Linked DNA regions of Homo sapiens: region 1 is linked to region 2. A link is a contact called in ENCODE Hi-C or POLR2A ChIA-PET data. All regions are on one chromosome and are shown on one strand. Each heading gives the region's core, a stretch centred on a gene start or an enhancer-like site at or near the end of the contact. The rest is flanking DNA. Distances are from core to core; before and after follow the strand shown. Region 1 has its middle 33 kb from the start of DMBT1. Region 2 overlaps HTRA1 (HtrA serine peptidase 1).

Region 1 (7,249 bases), core at 4,681-7,180, 35 kb after region 2:
TTGGGGAAGGGCTATTATCATTTAAAGTATAAACTAAATTTCTCCCAAAGTTAATTTGGCCCAAGTCCAGGCATGACTAAAGGCAGTTTGAGGTTAAAGGCAAGATGGGGGTTGGTTAGGTCAGATCTCTTTCACTGTCATACTTTTCTCACGGTTTGGGAACTTCCCAAAGGAAGAGACTCCCCCAGCAGATTCATGTTGTGGAATTTAAGCCTGAAATAAAAGTGAAAAATCTCATTGCAATAGCTAGAGTGTGGCAGGTGGCTCTCATTTGGCTCCCACGTGGCACTAAGGTGCATTCCTCCCGACCTGCCCTGCCAGTGCTTCGTAACCCCATTCTTTCCCCATGATGGAAACATACATTCCCATGAAAGAAAATCTGTTCTTGACTGATGAGGACTGGGAGGCTGTGACAAGATGGATACATGTGCCATGTCTTGGGTCAGTGTGACTCTGTGAGGTGCTCCAGGTAGGCCGCCTTCCCCATGCAGTCCTACACACTGGGCACACAAACCCTTCTCCTGTGGCGGGGTCGGGGGCAGTGACCTGTCCTTGTGACAAAGACCTGAGCTGCCTCTCTTCCATGCAGCCACCATCACCTCCCTCCTGGGCTCTTTGGGGGTGCCTCTTGCCCCTGTGCCCTGCCCACCACCCCAGGTGCACCTGCCTGGCTAATGTGCTCTCCCCACTTCCTTTGTTCATCTGCCAAGCCCTTTCTACAGTGCCCAGGGCTGCTATATCTGGTACAACCTGGTCCCTGCTCACACAGGGCCTCCTCCTCCCACTGGTTCATTTTATAACAGCGTTACCTCCTCTTTATTCATGGATGTGAGGGTTAATTTTATGTGTCAACTTGACTGGGCTAAGGGATGCCCAGAGGGCTGGTAAAACATTTCTGGACGTGTCTCTGAGGGTGTTTTTGGAAGAGATTAGCATTTGATTAAGCAGACCGAGTAAAGAAGATTCACCCTCTCCACTGCAGGTGGGCATCAATCAGTCAACCTGTGGAGAGCCCTGAGAGAGCAAAAACGCCGAGTAAGAGCAAAAGTTCTCTCTGTCTGCTTAAGCTGGGATATCTGTCTTCTGCCCTCTGACATCAGCACCTCTGGTGCTTTAGGTTTGAACCGAAACTGCACCAGCAGCTTCCCGGGGCTCTGGCTTGCAGAGAGCAGACTAGGATTCCTCAGCTTCCATAATCATGTGAGCCAGTTCCCATAGTCAATCTCTTTCTGTAGATTTCTATATGTCCTACTGGTGCTATTTCTCTGGAGAACGCTGACTAGTACAATGAGGTAGGTATATTGCATTGGAGACCCAGAACACTTCAAATATTTATTACTGGGCTAGGAGAGAAGGCAAGGCCCTACTAAAAATTGTGGCTGTGTAGGTAAACTTGTTCAGACACATGTATCCATGAATTTAAAATAAAAATTAAATAAAAAGCAAACACCTTTTAAAAAATTTTGTGATGATGGTGGAGGTATGTCCACCAGGGGGTGAGCTGGTCTCGTGAAACTCCAGGGAGGTGTCAAACGACCTGGGTGTGAAAGGGACGGATATCTGGAGGAAGGAATAGAGAGAGGATGGACACACGAGTCTGGCAGGAGCGGGCAGCTTCCTCCAGCCAGACTGTGGGCAGCGCTGTCAGGCTCAGGGGAGGTGGCTCCAAGACCACCTGCCCCTGTCTGTTCCCTTCTATGCCCCAGCCATGTCTGGCACCTTCTGTACACCCCAGCCTCATTGCCTTGCTTATTCATTGCTTGTTTTTCCCAATGAGAGCAGGGACCTTGTGCACAGACTCTCCAGAGCCCTGTACATGAACAGTTGAGGAATGAATGAAAAATGAGTGAAGGGGCTGTGGAGAGACGTCCACAGGGAACCACAGACATTTACAGCCTCATGCAATTTGAAATGTGAGGCTACTTTAGGCCCTAAGGGGCAGGGGAGCATCACTTAGGGCTAGGAGCACCTTTTTGTTCCCTAATTTGGGTGGCTTCTGTCCTCTCCCGCTGTGTTCATCTTCCCTACTCATGGTTTCTTTGCTTGCTAAGCATTTCTCCCCGTTTTGATGACCAGGGCTTAATCTCCCCTATTGGCACTGGGCTGTGATCTGGTTTAAACCATTCCTTGTCTGTTCATAGGGACCCACCTGGTTTGGGGTCCCCCTCCACCATGGATTCCTGACCTACCCAGACCCATCCAGGGCACAGAGGAATTCCTGCCTCAGTGGCCCAGGGTGACTTGAGGCACTCAGGCATGAGAACCCCTGATGCCAAAGATCAAATCTTGTTTCCGTCTCGTGCTGGGCCCTCTTCCTCCCAGGAAGAAATGCTGGGAACTGGTGGTGATAAGTCAGTCTTCTCCAGGGTGGCAAGAGTGTTAATTTACAGCCACCTCTGCCTTCCTCTGTTCCCATCCACCACCCAGCCCCCAGGCCTCCCCCTACCACCAGCTGGGCTCTGATGTGAGTCACTTCTTACAGGGATGTGGAGCAAGCGGTTCACCTTCCCTCAACATCTTGAGCCTTCCCTGTTATTAAAAGTTGAAGGTGCTGGGGTTCCAGGCGATGAATGGGGGAGAGATGGCAGGCCTGTGTGGAGGAGGGGTGGTCAAGCATGATGGTCGAAGTCCAGAGTGAAATGGAGGTGGCCTCTGGGCAGCCTGGGGTCAATATCCACTGCTGTTTCGTGCACAGCCTGGAAAGTGTGTGTTAAGCAGCATCCCAGCCAATGCTGGAGAAATGATTTAATCTCTTGGGGCCTCAGTTTGTTTCTGCCTCTCAACATAGCAAACACTCATGCTCCATCTAACCAGATTTAACAATTTGCACTTCGTTATATTTGCTTTTTTATAAGTAAAAAAGAAACTCTCTTTGATCACCCCCACCCAATCCCATTCTTCCTGCCTCCTCACCCTAGTGGCAACCACTGCTATTACTTTAGTGTGTTGTTTTTTTCGTACGTTTATATATTACATATATATCCATTGGCAATACACATTGTCTTATGTAGGTTTTAAGAATTTCATAAATGATATTGTGTGTGTTATTCTACAACTTTGTTTTTCATTCAGCTTTACTGTGTGAGGTCTATCCTGTTGAGAGATATATGTATATGTATGTGTATGTGCGTGTGTATACATACATACATATTTATAGTTCGCTCCATTCGACTTCTGCATAGTATTCTATCACATGTGTATGCCACAACCCATGTTTCCTATTTCCTGGATGATAAGACTTTATGGTGCTGGGGTTCAGTGTGTTTATCTGTATTGGGGATCCTTACACCTTTCCCATATGTTGGGGCTATGTGAGAGGCACAGGTGATTGGCCAAGGTGATTAGCCCCAGAACCTTCTCAGGTCTTCCCACAGAGAGGGGATTTTGGCCCCCAGGATGACTGCTGTTGCAGAACACCTGTGCCCCCATGTCTTCCCCAGTGTCTGGTAATGGGAGCCTCTCAGGCTGCACCCATCAAGGAGGGCTGTGACCCTCAGAATAGGGCTGGCACTGGTGGCTCCATGCTAAGACTGGAGGGAATTTGGGGAGTCCTCTGACCCAGTTCCCCCAGCAAGTTGCCACTGTGAGATGCCCATCCTGAGTAACACCTCCAGGAATGGGACCTGGCATCCCTCAAAGTGCTACTGTAGGCGTCTGCCTCTGAACGCACATACCTAGGAAGGGAGACTCCCTGTACCCAAAGGCAACTCAGTCTTACATTGGGTTGAAAAATCTGTGTCCTGTTAAGTTCTGTTTCTGTGGCCCAGCTGTGGCTATGGGGCCAACCAGAACACTGAATCCCACTTTGGCAGCAAGCCTGTTGCATACTGAAAGGCCACAGTTATGCCCATCTCAACTCCTGTCTTTAATTTTCTAGGTGAAACAGCCACCATTTAAAAACGATTTCTAGCCACTGAAACTATAGAAAACCAACAGCCACAAGAAACAAAATCAAACGAAACATAAAATAATAAAGGAATGCAGCCTTCCTAGACTGTGGGCTCCCATGCCCTCACCATTATGTTCATCCTCTGAATGTGTTCCTGTTTCCAGTACTAGATGATAAATTCCTGCTGGGGTTGAATTCCTGCTGAAATGCTTGGGCCCGCAGTATTATGTCAGAAATAAGTCTGAGGTACCCATCCTCGGTGGAAGCTTTTTGCCTAAGTATAGACAGCTTGGTATTGAGTACCTGTTAGTTTTTCTGCATAGTTCTCTTTCCCTCATCCACAATCGTTCTTGGAGCTCTCCCTTACTCAGTTCACAAGGAAAGTGCAGTGAACACCCAGGCAACCATTTCTGCAAAGTGGCTCTGCCTCCTGGCACAGTTGATTGGACCAGGATAATGGCAGCTCTGAGAAGGGGTTAAAACCTCCTCTTCTCCTTCCCAAGGCCCCTAATCTCCCTCTGGGGCCCCATTTCTTGATGTAGACAATTAGTGGCTCTCAATCTTACATAAATTGCCATTTAAATGCAGTGTCAAGCACTGATTTTCTTAGGTTGGAACTAAGAGATTCTTGGTTCAAATTTGTTGGTTTCTTAAAAGGAGCAGATACAAGTTGGAGAGCTGCTGGTAGCCTGAGGTTTCCTTGCAGAGGAAACTAGTAAGAGAGAAGGGGAAGAAAGTGTGAGCAAGACGGGAGTTCCAGAGTGCTGAGGGAGCAGAGATGAGGGACTGGGAGATGATGAAGGAGCCCAGGCCCCTAGTTCCCATCCACTCCCAAGGGCTGACTGCACCCTAGCCCTTGGGGACCATGAGACACCCTAGATATGCATTAAAAACACCCTTTCTGCTTGGGGGTTCCTGTTAAGTTTCTGTTTCTTGCAACCACAAGAGTCTTGGTTCATGCAAACATGGAGTCACACCAACTCTATTGCTGAAGTGATCTTCTGACCCCCTCCAGAGCCAGGTCTGCCCCCTTGTGCCCCTTCTACTCCCTGCCCCCAGGCATAGCTTCTATTCTTGTGCCTTTAAATGTCCATTTTTGTAATGTGTTTTTATCCTAAGCCATCTCTATTGACTTGGAAGGCAGCAGGACACAGTGCTGACATAAATACAACATAGAAGCCACAGGGGAAACTGAACCAGAAGTTCAAGTAGGGCCAAGTCATTGCCCTGTACAAAAGGGTCAATCTGGACTTTATTAGGGACCCCATTCCACCACTTCATCTGGTCCAGAGACAAGGAAATCAGCTCTCAGTGGGAAACACCTGTGCTTGTAACTGATCTTGAAGTTTATGCAACCAGGAGAACTGTCCAACTCAAGGCTTCAGGAAATATGCTGATATCTGGGCCTGCTTCCATCAGTTTCATCTAATTGCTGGAAAAATCATGTCACCTAAGAAGGAGGTCCACTCCCCTTCCTGCCCCACCCCCAGCAGCCCAGTATGACCAAAAGCAAGGCACTGGCAGATATAGTGTCTGGTGGGGGTCCTCTTCCAGGTTCACAGATTGTTGTCTTGTTGCTGTGTCCTCCTGTGGGCGAGGGCTGTCTTTGGGGTCCTTTTCATTAGGCAGTTAATCCTTTTTATGAGGCTCTGCCCTCATGACCTAATAGCCTTCCCAAAGCCTCACCTCCAAACCATCACCTTGGGGACTAGGTTTCAACACATGAACTTTGGGGGTAACATAAACATTCAGCAGCATCAAACCCCAAACTCATTGGCTTTGCACATTTAGGAGGTGGTCACCAGGAGTCACAGTCCAGTCGACCAGCCACCACTGGGATTATAACAAACAGTCCCTGTCAGGCTTCTTTTTCTCATGAACCCAACCCAACGTTCTAAAAGAAAACAATGTCTGAGGAAACCTGAGGAGGAGTGCTCTGTCACGGTAGGGGGAGGACAATAGCCAGCTCCCCAGGCGTGGCCCAAGATGACCGCTGCTGGGCTGCCGCTTGGCACTGGGTTGTTGTGGAAACGGTTTCCTGATCGTGGTCATAAGCATTTCCTTTGGCTGGACTACACCCCAAGCATCTTTGATTCTAAACGGAAATAGCCACGTACGGTTGGCAGGAGACTGGGACCTCTGGATGTGGAGCTCACAACTTCTGGGAAGGAGAATGGCACGAAGTTTGTTTTCATGGTCACTCTTAGGACACTACATTTTTCCCCCCCACAATTTCTCTTTTGCTGTGTCCTTTTAGCCTTGAGGGCAATAGTCTGAAATGAGCAGTTAAGCTGGTTGTCATCTCTGATGTTTCCGAAATCCTCTGTCTGCTGTTTCGTGTCCTAGATTTTAGTCACACGGCATGCTCAGCACATGCCAGGCCCTTTACATACATTATCTGATTGAATCCTCAAAATAACCCTATGAAATGGACACTATACTAATATACAAATAAGGAAATCAAGGCTTCAGCTTTGCCTGACTCCAAAACTTACGCTCTTATCCCCCAATTTGATCTGTCCTTCATGGCTCAGCTGGAGACCTTTCCCTCCAGAAAGCCAACCCCTGCCATCCTGCCTGGGGGCTCTCCCTGCCCCAACCCTGTTTTCTGGATTCCTAGATTTGTGCTTGCCTGCAAGTTTGGCTGAATATTGCCCCTCCCCACAGATGTCTGTCTCCTAATTCCTGGAACCTGTGAATATATGACCTTATATGGCAAAAGAACTTTGCAGGCATCATTGAATTAAGAATCTTGAGACAGGGAGATCATTCTGGATTTTCTGGTGGGCACAGTGTAAATCACATGGGTCCTTATAAGACGATGTCAGGAGGATCGGAAGGAAGAAGAGGGGATGGGATGACCAAAGCAGAGGTTGGAATGATGGGCTTTGAAGATGGAGGAAGGAGTCACGAGCCTAGGAATGTGGGTGGCCTCTAGAAACTGGAAAAGGCAAGGAGATGGGTGTTCCCCTAGAGCCTCTAGGGGAGCACAGTCCTGTGACACCTTGACTTCAGCCCGTAAGACACATTTTGGACTTCTACCCTCCAGAACTGTAAGATGATACATTTGTGTTGCTTTCCGCTACTCAGTTTGGGGTCACTTGTTATAGCAGCTGCAGGAAACTCATAGTCTGTGTTGTGATCTCCTTTCTCTGCATCTGCATCCATCTCCCAGCCAGGAGGTGAGTTCTGGCTGCGTAGACGTACTTAATTCAGTTCAGTAGAAATATTTTGGACACTTGCTGTATTTCTGAGCACACTGCCTGTGTCGGGAGGCAATGCAGGCATGAGTAAAGCATACCTCTGTCCTCCAGAAAACAAGTGTCTCAGATTTTACATGGCTAGAGGTCCAAGCTCAAA
Region 2 (6,895 bases), core at 3,501-6,000:
CAAATTATAATCATTTGAGTATACAGCTTTTTGTGGGGGCAGGCAGAACTGAGACATACCAAAATCAGTTTGGGAAATGCTGTATTTGAAAATGCTTTCTATTTAAATATTCTCTTTGCAATCATTTTTGCTCTGTTGATTTGCTTAGCAAAGTCTTCATGTCTGGGACAATATCCATTTCTTACTGACTCATCAAAAACCCCCACTCGACACGTCGATGAGAGAGGTTTTGTTTGCTGTGTGGCATGTTCAGTGAAAGCGTGGTTTCCAGTTTCTTCACATCCTTATAATTTTCTAGACTTCAGATGGAGGGAACAATCAGAGGAGGCTGGAATCCTGCCTCTGACCAAGGAAAAGACCAGAGGCTGAGCCAGGTGGGGTCTCTTGTCCAGCCCTCTGCTTGCCTCGCTTTACCTGGGTGTGGGCTGAGTAATTCCAGACAAGCGTGGAATTAATCTGGCTGTTTGTGCTGTTCAGTGGCACGCTGGTTACACCTCCTTCTGGAAACAACTCTGCGTGTGCTGTTTGGGTGGTAGGATTCCGGGTCTCCTTCTCCGTCTTTTTATAACATCAAGTTGCTGCCCAGCTCAGGCTCCTTTACGGCCAGTCTTCAGAAAACCACCAGCTAACACATTTACTACCCTCCTTCCCCGATGTTCCTGTAGCTTCTCTATGGCTGGGTGGCCAGGCATGGCCGAAGAGGCTCTGGGTAGATATAGGCTCTGTGCCCGGTGTGTGTAACTGGCCTTGAGTGAGGCTGCAGTTGTGTGTTATTTCTATTAGGTCACTGTGGAATTTCTAGCGACAACTAATCTTTCAAAGTGTGTTTATTGGTCACAGGATTATTGGGCCAGCCTCTGCCTTCATTCTTTTTCACCTAATCTGCATAATAGCTGTGTTATCCCCATTTTAGAGAAGAAGAAACAGGGGCTCAGAGAAGTCTAGTAACCTGTGTGAGGCCACACAGCAAACACCTCATGACCCTGCCCTCCTAAGGCAGCCCATGGCTACTGCTGGAGGGATAGAGGCCGGCCCCGTGGTTTGATGGGACAGCTTGACCTTAAACAGCCCATGGGAAGGCGGGTGCATCTGGTTTAGGAACAGGCTGCTAGAAAGGTATCCAGGATGTGGTAGTCTCACCGGAAGGAGCCAGTCAGAATAGCACAGCCTGTGGCCACGCGTGGGACCTGTTCAGCCTCATGGAGCTTTGGGAGGCAGCCAGCAGCAGGGCATGGGCTGTGTGCAGGCGAGGCGCTGGCCTGGACGCCGCCCCCACTGCGTAACTTCGTGTTTGGAATGCGTGGGCACATACCGTGCGGCTGCTTCTGGCCGGGGGATATTCTTTTCCAATTTTGAGCCAAGGTGGAGACTGTCTCCTCGTGCCATCCCTGGCATGTCCTGGCAAGACGTGAACGATCTCAATAGACGAGCTTTGCAGAGTGTGTCTGACCTGACTCCTGCTGTCTTGGGAGTTTAGCTCTTCAGCCAGCAGCATGCTGTTTGACATGTGTTTCAAGCCCCCCAAGAAAGGGTGCTTGAAATTTAAAATTGAACTGATGTGGCTTTTCAAAATGGAATTGGAAATGAAAGGATATTAAATTGCAGACACCCACACAAAAGACTGGTTTCCACTGACTAAACTGCTTTTTTTTGCTGATAGTAGTTGAAAGTAGGGAGAGTAACAGCATCTCTTCCAGCTTTTTCTCTTTTGTTCCCTTGTTTTGATGATGGGTTATTTCGGGGGAAGCTCTGGCTGGCCTTGCTTTGTGTCATCTTAGGGATAACAAAGAGGATGAAAGAGATCAGGAAAACCGAGAAGGCAGAACAGAACCAGCAGAAACTGTGCTTGAGGAATGAAAATCACCTACACGGCTCCTTGTCATATGAGACTGTGGCCCAGCCTCCTGCAAAGCCATTTAAGAGTAACCCAGTGAAGCTGGTGAGACTGCCTGCCGCGTCCGTGGGCCCAGTGACTAACTCGGTGGCTTATCATCTGGGCCCAGCTCCTCCCCTGGCATCCTGATTTCACTTGGAGGGGCCCCCGTTGTCCTTCATAAACATGTTTATTTCATTTTATTTTTATGTTTTGAGACAGAGTTTTACTGTTGCCCAGGCTGGAGTGCAGTGGCGCCATCTCCGCTCACTGCAACCTCCACCTCCAGGACTCAAGTGATTCTCCTGCCTCAGCCTCCTGAGTGGCTGGGACTACAGGCGTGCACCACCATGCCTGGCTACTTTTTGTATTTTTAGTAGAGACCGGGTTTTGCCATGTTGGCCAGGCTGGTCTCAAACTCCTGACCTCAGGTGATCCACCTGCCTCAGCCTCCCAAAGTGCTGGGATTACAGGTGTGAGCCATTGCGCGTGGCTGTAAACGTGATATTCTTGAGACTTTCAGTGAAATAAGAATTGCCACGGACATCTGTGGTCATTGTCCACTTGCCACTCACCTACCCCCTTTTCTGGCAGCAACAGCCGGCATTTCACATGTCCATCATCGGACAGCGTAGGTGGGACCATCAGTCATGGTGTCCTACCCTCTGTGGCCAAGGAGTGGACACAGGACCCAGTTAGGGCAAGCAGAGGCTCCCCTTGGAATCGCAAAGTGAAGCTGGATGCCACCCACAGAGACTAACATGGTGAAGCTGCTGTAGCCCCTGCTGTTGAGCCCCCAGCACTGCCTGAGTTCTTGCACTTTGTGAGTCCAGTTTAATATCTGCTTTTCCTCCCATTCTTGGAGCTCCCCTCACATCTCCAGTGGCTTGAAGTTGCCAGAGATGTTTCTGGGCTTGTGACCAAATGACTCCTTTTCTGCTTCTCACTGCTGAGCAGACACATGTGCGCTCACTTTGCCTGCTGAGTCTTGGGACCCGGAAGAGCTTTTGGGAGACAATCACGGACCAGCCCCCTCTTGCCTGCCCTGCTGTCTCCCTCCAAGCAGGAGGTGAGAAGGTGTCCACCTGCAGCCCCGGCCAGGCATCCCTTTCTGTGCTTCTGCCCAAATCTGAAATTCCCCTCTCCTTGGGACCCACGACTGGGGCCAGCCTGCCTGGGGAGGGAATCCCAGCTGCAGAAAGTCGGGACAGTGTGCGTGTAAACATGTTAATAGAAAGCAGCTTTGAGGGCAGACTAGTTCAGCTTCAGTTACAAACTCTTTCCAAATGCGTTTAACATGAGCCACTGGCTGTGCGCAGCATATGTCAAGCTTTCATCCAATGGTGGCATTTTGTCCCTGCGGGGTTTTTTTTTCCTGAGCAGTTTGGGGCAGGGGTGGGGACAGGGAGAGAGAAAAGTAAAAAGAGAGCAGTTTGGTTTCTTCAGGCTGGAGTACAAGGCAGAGGTAATGGGATGTATTGAAGAAGGTAGGAGGGAAAGTTACTTTAGCTACAGCTATTTGTCCAGCTGTGCTGATTAAGAAACTTGGAGAAAAGCATCTTTGGAATCATGTCCTTCCCATCTTATATACAGCCTTTGCAGATTTCCTGCTGTTCTGAGAGAGATCTGAACTCCTTACCAGGACCTTGAGGGCCCCACCTGATTGGGCACCCCTCACTCTCTCTGCCCCTCCTCCCCTTCCCCTCCTCCCCTCCTTTCTCCACCCCCACCTGCTCTGCTCAGACACCCCTTCCTTGGTTGCTTCCCACAGGCCAGGGCTGTCCCCTGGGGCCTTGGCTGTTCCCCTCCCAGGAGCGCCCCTCTCCAGCTCCTCATGCAGCCAACCTTCCTGTCCTTCAGGCCTCTGATTAAATTCTGCCTTAGACATCTCTCCCCACCCCGCTGTGTGAGGTAGCGCCCCATGCCCCAGTCCCCTCAACTCCACTGCCTCACTTTGGGGACACATCACCCCAGGGACAACTGCATTCCACTCTTGGTTTTTCCCTCCTCGTCTATTTATCACAATTTAGAGTCGCCTCACTCATTTGTCAAATGAAGTTCATCTCTGCAGCTGGACTGCGGGGTTGGGGGCACATCCGGCTGTCGGTCCTCAGGTAGGAGGTGCTTGGCAACCTTGTTCAGAGTAGGACGTTCACAGCTGTCTGCCCCGGAGGAAGCAAGGGCACCCGCCACATGGATGGAATTGAGGGGAAGGCACCCGGGGCTCCTGCATCGAGCTTCCCTCCTATATTCAATGAGGAAATGACCCTGCAGAAGGCTGGCTGCAGATGCCCCTGCCTCCCGGCTTTGCCTGCTTGGAGTTTGATGGACACGTGGTCCTGTCAGGGCTACAGCAGGTCTATGGTCTTTGGTAACGGAAAGCGCTGGTGAAACAGTGAGCTTTCCCGTGGGTGCTTTTCCCTGACGCCAACAACCAGGTAAATATTTGGAAACGGCCTTGTTGAGGCTTGTGAGGTGGTTTTCCTCCCTCCCCTGTAGGCCTGCGCCACCCCCCCAACCCCACGGCCACCTTTGGGCCAGATGGCACCCACAGACCTGTTTGAAGTGGCCACAGAGGGAGCCCTCTGGGCGCTGGGGCCGCTGTGTTTGCAGAGGGTCCTCTTACTGCTGAGCTGGCTGGTGCAGTGAGAAGGAAGGCCGACACCCCTGATCCTCATCAAGTTCAGACGGGGGTCACTGCGGGTGAGGGGCCTGGGGCCTTTTACATGTCCCGGGAGCTGCTGAGCAGGCCACTCTTCTCCAGGCCACCAGAACTTGGCCCTGCGCATGGTGAATCTTCCCTGAGTCAGCTGAGTGAGGGGGTTCAGGCAGCCCCCCGGGACATGGCAGTGGCGGGGAGTGGACTGGGGTGGTGCTTGCCATGACTCACGCCGGTTCTCCTCAGGCAACCGGATGGTCAGATGCGCTGACTCAGTGGCCTGAGCTCGTCCAAAAGCGAATCAGAGAACACAGGGCCTGGGCTCACCCGCTGCCCTCTTCTGGAGTCATCTGTCACTCATCCTCATGAAGGAAGCGCCTGGGAGCCTGGAATGCACATCGCACTGCCCCAGCTCCCCTCTTGTTTCTGTGTTTTTCCATTTTGGATTCTTTCCCCCAACGCCTTCTGTACTGGGCATTTTGTGGTCTCTTCTTTTTCTCCGAGAACTCTGAGGGCTACCATTGCATTTGCTAATGATGCCACAGACGGTGTTGACGTTATGAGGCTTCTATTACTGTATTGATTTTTACCATTTTTAGGGGGACGGGAATCAATATTTCATGAGGGAATGTGAAGCCAGACAGTGAAGTAGAAGCTGGCTTTTATTTTGTGCCAGGCTTTGTCCAGAGGCGGGTGGGGACGTGGCTCCTAAGCTCTTGATTGCAGCTCCTTCTGGCTTGGGAAACGTTTCAGTTCCCCAAACTCTCAGAACTGGATCCCCTGTGTGTTCTCTGGCCCGGATTCAAGAACTTAGTTGATTGTCAAGGAAATTCTTTGGCTATATTTTTCTCTTAATATGGTAATGCCTTTTTTCACTCTGGCACTCTCTTTTCAGGGAATTGGATTAAGACTATTATTTATGGGTCTGACAAAGCAGTTCCCAAGTTGTTGGGACTGGATTTGTTTAGGAATGTCTCCTGTCCTCTTCATTGAGGGGGGAATACAAATTGCTTCCATTTGACAGTTTATCAAGTGTGTGACAGAGTATCAGAGTCCAGGGTTGGCCAACTACAGCCAGTAGTCCAAAGCTGGCCCTCTGTTGTTGTAAATAAAGTTTTATTGGGACATGGTCATGCTCACTTATTTAGGTAGAGTGTATGGCTGCATTCAGTCTACACCAGCAGAGTTAAATAGTTGTGATGAAGACCACGTGGCCCGTGAAGCCAAAAATATTTGCTTCCTGGCCCTTTACAGGAAAAAAATTCCCAGCCCCAGTGGCAGGCAATTAACACCTTGTCCTCGAGGAGCTGAAAGTGGCTGGAGGCAGGAATGCTTATAAGAACCAAGCGAGGTGAAGCACTAGGTGGCCGCGGCGAGCAGGAAGAGAAGCTGATTTTGTTTGCCCTTTCGTTTGCCAGAGATTGTGGGTTCTTTTTTTTTTTTTTTTTTTTTTTTTTTTTTTGCAGAGATGAAGCTTTGATCTTGTCACAATAGCAGAGGGAGGCCTTATTTTTGTCTATTTCTCTGTGACATTGGTAGAAAGGACTTTGTCAGAATTCCAAGCTATTTGGCAATTATCCAATTTTGAGATCCTAATGGATCTTTCGAGGTCTAGTTTGTTCATTCTTTTAGTGATTCCTTGTTAATTCCCTGATTTTATAAATGTGTGTTGAACATCTGTCTTGGCCAAATACTTCTTAGGTGCTGAGGATGCAGCAATAGTGGGCAAAGCCATGGGGCTTAAGATCTAGTGTGGGAAATGGGTGATGTAAAGTAAATATGGCGATAAGTACAGTGCACGAAGCAAACAAGTGAAGGGGTAGAAGGTATCAGGCTGCAAAGACAGCAGATAGTGTAGGCAGGGAATCTTATCTGAGGGGGTGACATCTAAGCTGAGATGGAAAGGACAGTGAGAGCCAGCCAAGGAAACAAGTTGGGTGACAAGAGTTGCAGGTGGAGTTGCTTAATTTCCCACTTCTGCTCAGCCTGCAGATCCTGGATCTTGGACTAATTGCAAACTGTCATTTCCTCGTGAGTTTATTAGAACCCTCCAGAACAAGTTTCTGGTTAGCTAGTTTCTCTGTGTGTTGTCTCATTTCTTGTTGGTTCTGGTTCTTTGGGGTTCCTACTCATACTCTGGAAAGCTCCAGTGTCTTAAGTAGTCAGTCTCCCAAGAGTCTGAAAGCACAAAGATTCACAATGATACGATCACCTCTCAATCATAGCAGCATTGATGCAGTTCCGTAGCTGGTTTCCTAAAGCCATCCAGATCTCTTTCTGTGGCAAGAGAGAAATAAGACCTTCTGGTGAATTGAGGACTAATTATCCTAATAAACATGCGAATTAACAGTTCCTTTGGTTAA

The links. A loop is a pair of places that touch in the nucleus more often than their neighbours do. ChIA-PET counts read pairs that join two places held with the same protein, here RNA polymerase II (POLR2A). Pooled maps may share reads with other maps.
Region 1: a loop to region 2 is called in a map of endothelial cell of umbilical vein, with 5 times the contacts of the local background. The contact joins two enhancer-like sites. A Hi-C loop is called at or near these places in 1 of 168 maps with a recorded cell type or tissue (endothelial cell of umbilical vein) and 5 of 50 pooled maps. POLR2A ChIA-PET finds 5 or more read pairs at or near these places in 3 of 52 experiments (Caco-2, H1 and endothelial cell of umbilical vein).

Annotation. Positions count from the first base shown.
Region 1 is chr10:122,524,452-122,531,700 of GRCh38, forward strand. No RefSeq gene overlaps it. Among named protein-coding and RNA genes, the nearest start is that of DMBT1, 33 kb to the right of the region's middle. Within about 2 kb of position 5,931, at least 3 of the 41 ENCODE cell types and tissues checked have a DNase peak (open chromatin) inside an H3K27ac peak, as active enhancers do; they include endothelial cell of umbilical vein, where a contact is called at or near this core.
Region 2 is chr10:122,490,266-122,497,160 of GRCh38, forward strand. The region is part of intron 3 of HTRA1 (HtrA serine peptidase 1); the gene reads left to right. Among named protein-coding and RNA genes, the nearest start is that of HTRA1, 32 kb to the left of the region's middle. RefSeq lists an enhancer at 4,192-5,391. Within about 2 kb of position 4,751, at least 13 of the 41 ENCODE cell types and tissues checked have a DNase peak (open chromatin) inside an H3K27ac peak, as active enhancers do; they include endothelial cell of umbilical vein, where a contact is called at or near this core.